Regions from separate parts of the Homo sapiens genome. Here region 2 is linked to region 1. Evidence: read pairs that join two places in POLR2A ChIA-PET (ENCODE). Cell type or tissue: HepG2. All regions are shown on one strand.

Evidence for each region. Peaks named below come from ENCODE experiments on the same cell type or tissue, not always from the same donor. Only the 100,000 strongest peaks of a DNase experiment are listed, where the experiment ranks them.
Region 2: POLR2A ChIA-PET joins it to region 1 with 11 read pairs; 11 of 35 experiments call an interaction of 5 or more read pairs at or near these places.

What each region holds. Positions count from the first base shown.
Region 1 is chr1:7,751,153-7,753,652 of GRCh38, forward strand. CAMTA1 (calmodulin binding transcription activator 1) reads left to right here. Exons shown (of 23, transcript NM_015215.4): 20 at 47-240; 21 at 1,307-1,381. Among named protein-coding and RNA genes, the nearest start is that of VAMP3, 19 kb to the right of the region's middle. In HepG2, a CTCF peak has its summit at 1,848 (motif pointing left); DNase peaks (open chromatin) are centred at 1,469 and 1,849.
Region 2 is chr1:7,679,192-7,681,691 of GRCh38, forward strand. All of the region lies in intron 11 of CAMTA1 (calmodulin binding transcription activator 1), which reads left to right. Among named protein-coding and RNA genes, the nearest start is that of VAMP3, 91 kb to the right of the region's middle. In HepG2, no CTCF peak of the experiment used is centred here; a DNase peak (open chromatin) is centred at 1,060; H3K4me3 peaks cover 2,097 bases.

The sequences.
Region 1 (2,500 bases):
GCAGCCCCTGTTGTTACTGTGTCGCTTGTTCTTGTTTCCCCTGCAGTACGCACTTTATAAAAAGATGACACAGGCTGCCATCCTTATCCAGAGCAAATTCCGAAGTTACTATGAACAAAAAAAATTCCAGCAGAGCCGACGGGCTGCTGTGCTCATCCAAAAGTACTACCGAAGTTATAAGAAATGTGGCAAAAGACGGCAGGCTCGCCGGACGGCTGTGATTGTACAACAGAAACTCAGGTGGGTGGAGAAGAGCTCATGGAGGTAAAGCTCCCTAGGGAAGAGAACTCTGACTTCTTTGAAAGACTTGTCCTGGGCTGACATTGGAGTCTGGGGTGGGCCTAAAGCATTGGCAGTCACTGTGTTCCAGAACGTTTTAGGCATGGTGGCTGATAAGTACACCTGTGCTGAGTCTGGTTTTGAATATTTAGCTCTTTCTCTCCACCTCCCACCCAATTATTTTGATATTGCCACCCAATTTTACCTTATATCAGAATTTGGCAGCACCAGTTTCTACTCAGAAAGTTACCACTCAATTATAGTAGTTTAACCCATTTCCTGTTTAGGAAAAAAAAAAAAAAGTACAGCCCGCTGCCAGCACTCATGTAATTTTACATAAACATGCTCTTTGAGGCTGAAGGAAATCTGATTTTCAATGTGAAAATAAAATATGAAAACTATTCTTGGAGTTATTTCTAAACAGAACTTGTTCCTAATCCTAATGTAACTGAAACGTATATGATGCTACATTCCGATTAGAGACAAGGCTATTCTTGACACAAATGGGAAATGAGTGAAATTGTAGAATTACTGCATGTGAGACCTTGGGAGAGTAATTAGGGTTAAGCTGTTCCATTTTAGAGACTGTAATAAAAATGTTGAGCCAAGTAAAATATATTGATCAGTACATTTACAAAATAGCCCAAAGAGTGTATCAACTCCGGTGAATCACCTTGTAAACTAAGAAAGCCTCTCTAATGCCAGAATGCCTTTTGTGGCAAAATGAGCTTATAATGAATTGTGGAAGAATATTTAAGTGACATTTTATTTTCAGTCTTTGTATAGTCTGTCTTGAAGCTGAGAGCGCCTATACACACCCTCCTTTCTCCTCTAGTGATGCCCGGACTCGATACTATGGGAACAGCATACGCACTCATCCCCCTTCAGATTGTATACATCTTTAACATATGCTGTTGGCTTTGCTACACGAACTGCTTAATTCAGAGTCCTCTGTCACTGCTGACCAGTTTTCCATATTGGGCTTTACTGTAACCTTCTTGTGACAATAATATTCTGACTTTTTCAGGAGCAGTTTGCTAACCAAAAAGCAGGATCAAGCTGCTCGAAAAATAATGAGGTTTCTTCGCCGCTGTCGCCACAGGTACACTAGTCCTTGTTTATACATTCTGCTCAGGGAGAATGATGAAGCAACCCTGACCTTCTTAACCCTCACTAACTCCTATGTAAAGCTAATCCCCCTGCAGATAATCAGGGCAGACGTCCCAAATTACAATAGGGCGGTAGAGCTCTTTAACTAGGGATCAGGTTGCTACCCTTGGAGTGCTGGTAACCATGTCAGACGATGCTGTTTGAACAATGGAGATTCATGCCCGTGTTTTTCTGTTTTAATTTGGGTGTGAGGTCAACTTAGTCGGACTAGCTTTTAATTCTAAGTTTCTCTTTAACCTGTGATTGATATGCCACATTGCAGTATGTTCTTTGCTCTAATCCTTTACTATGCTAGCGCGTGTCCAAACAGAAAACAGTTTCTAGTCTCAAGGAAGGGAAAGAAAACCACGAATTCCAAACAAGTTTTCTGATGTAGAATTTCCACCAGATAGCTGGTGCCCTCTGCTGGTCATGTAATCGCCAACATGCTCTATTATTAAACTATCAATTAAAGCCGGTCCGTGATGAGGAACAGGAGAGATCACTGGAATGCAGCTGTTCAGGAAAAGAAAGACATCTGAGACTCTGGGCACATCTTCAATTAGTAGGAAATGGGGTCCTGTGACCCCAGCATTCTGTGGGATGCAGCATCTTCTCATGGAGCTAAGCCAGAGGAATTTCTCTTTGTTCCTCAAATTTGAGATTTCTTTATGAAGACTAGCGTCTCTACTTAGATTTCAGAGGGCTGGTGAAAGTGGTTTGTGTTCTTTATCCAGGTGAATATTCCAGTCTGACGTCTGTAACTGCGGCCATCCGAGCTGGGTGTAGACCACCTTCTGTGTGGTTGGGTTGTTGCTCTGTGTGTCAGGAGCTGTGCAGTTTATAATACCAAACATTAAAGCAGACTCTCTAATGTCTTACTTCCTCTTCCTATTTAATTATACCAAAAGTCCTAGTATTCATATTTAATTGGATTCCTTGGATGTTTCATTTTGCTTTAGTTTTTCTTACTCCTATACCATATGATTGCCGGCTTTGAAAATATCTTGCCTTTAAGACTTAATAGGTTTAATGGGTTATTTGTACTTTTACTTAAATTAACAGAAGAATT
Region 2 (2,500 bases), 72 kb before region 1:
GTTTTAGTTTTGCAGAACAAATGGGGAATGGAGTCAGGAACTCTCCAGAGCTCTGGCTCTCCCTGAGTGACTTGGCCGGCCTCACTAGAATGAACCCAAGGATGCTGGGACCACTGTAGGACCCTGCCTGGCAGATGGAGCCTTTTCAGAGAGCAAAGTCACAGTCAGGCAGTGCCCCAGAGCTCAGGACACATCTGCAGGCCCCCTGGAAACCCAGAGAGCCAGCTGTACCCCAGAAGCTACGGCACGGGAGGATGCTGCCATAGAAACCGGGGGGAAGGGGAGCCACCCAACTGCTTCATGACAGACACACCCCGGGACCTCGGCCACCCCAGGCCCCTCGAGATGGGCCTGCCGCCAAGCTGGGCACCTGCTCCCTAGCTGCCCCCCCCCCCAGAACTTTGAGCTCTGAACTCTGTGGGCCTCCAAGTTGAAATAAGCACCCCTGCACCTGCAGGATACACAGGAGGGTGACAGGAATTGGGGCGGCGATGACATCAAGGCCTGGGCGTCCAGCAGCATCGCCTCTGTTACCACCAGCCAGGGCACAGCTAGGGGAACAGTAGCTCCGCAGCTTGGACCCCCAGCTCAGAGCGCCCTGCTGAACCAGAGGGGACCAGCCTGGGGTCCACCTCGGCCCAGGGGCCCTGCAGAGAGCAGATCAGGGCCCTGAAGGACGCTTTCCTTTGGTCTGGGCCAGTTGTCCTTTCAAGGAATGAGTGGGAGGCAGGGACAGAGGAACTGCCAGACCCCACCTGGCTGGGGAGAAGCGGGTCTTCCCTGGCTATTCTTTTTCCCCCTAAATGAATACAAGGCACTCACCCACCCAAGGGCCCAGCCTTCCCAGCCTTTCACCAGCTTGATAAATACTAAGGGAGGGGAGGGGAAGCAGCGCCGCAGTCGCAGCGCAAAGGGGGCCGCGGGAACAGCTAGTCGGGAGCGCGGGGGTCCCGGGCCTCTGGCCAGCCACGGGGCCTGGCCATGAACTTTGCGTCCGGGCCAATGCTGCAGTGGCCGGGCGGTGGTGAGCCTTCCGTTCCCCGCCTGTCCCTCCCGGCCCCTCCCCTCGGTCTCCGCAGCTTCTCGGCTCAGCCCCTCCCGTCCCCGCGGGCGCTGGGCCGATTCTCCCTCCGCGCTGGCCAGGCCGTGGAGACGGGTTCGCCGCGGAGAGGGGAGGAGGGCTGGGGAAGGGGTGGGCGCCAGGGGACTGCAGCGCGGAGCAAACTGGGGCACGGCTGCCGGCGGCGCGCGTGCACACACTCTCTCCCACGCGCGCGCCCTCCCGCCGACGCGCAGCCGCAATGCGGGGCCCTTCGCGGAACTGCTGGCGGCGCCGCGCCCCGCGGGGTCTGGGGCCCCAGCAGGGACTGCGAGGACCGCGGGACTAGGAAGGCCTGAGCCCGGCCACCCGCCTCCGAGTGCGCCGCACCGTGCGGCGGGGACCACAGGCCTTCGGTGGGCGGCGAGCCCTGGCTCCCTCGTTCGGTGGCCTCTGCTGCATGTGGGATGCGCCCTTTGTCCCCTCTGCCATGCGCGGGGGAAAATGTTTGAGGGCGGGGAAGAGACTGTCTGCCCTCATTTGATCTAAAACATGAATTTGTTTGCTTGGCTAAAGGCCGGGGGGGGGCGTGGGTCCGGGGCGCAGAGAACACGCGCGCGCGCGCGCGCGCCAGCAGCAGCAGCAGCAGCAGCTGCTGCGGCGAAGTCTTTGTCCCCGCGGCGCAGCCTTTGTCCCCGCGGCGTAGCTTTTGTTTGCGCAGCCCCGCCCTGCGGAGGGCGATCGTCCCCACGTTGGGGCCGGGGGGCAGGGACCCGACGTCCCCAAAATCTCAGCTGGGGCGCAGCCATCCTGGGAGAGACCGGGCGTGGAGATGGGGGAAGGTGGGAGGAGGAATCGCAGCCTTCTGGATCCCGGAGCTGCAGCGCCTCCCCCAGACCTAGGGGTCTTCCCCTCCCTTCCCCTGCGCCCCACTGTGAGCTCCAGGGTCAAAGGCCCTGTCTGCTGGACCCCCATCACTTAGCCCAGGGTTGGCACGTGGTGGGCTGCAGTACATATTTGTGATATGAATGCAGGCACACGTGAATGAGTGCAGGAGGGACTGTCAAAAAGCTGAATCCAACTAGTGGTAAGGAAGGTTTCACAGAGGAAACGACCCCCTTGGTGAGACCTGAAGCCTGAGCAGGGTTAGCCCGGGAAGAGGGGGCATCAAGGGTGGCAGGAGAGGGAATGAGCGGCTGCCTTTAACCCAGGGTCTTCGGGAACTGCCGTTTTCACCATTTCTCCTCCACCCACAAAGGTGCGGATTCAGAACAAATTTCCTCTGTCCTGACCTGACCCCAGGCCATTTGCACAGGACCCCAGGGAGGTCTGAGCAGGCCAGCTCTTCATACAAAGATGCAAGGGGGACCTCTTCCAGGCTAGAGGTAGGCAGGCAATGGGGTTTACCCTGGAGACCCACTGGGGAGGATCTCTGGGAAATGTCACTTATACCTGTGATAG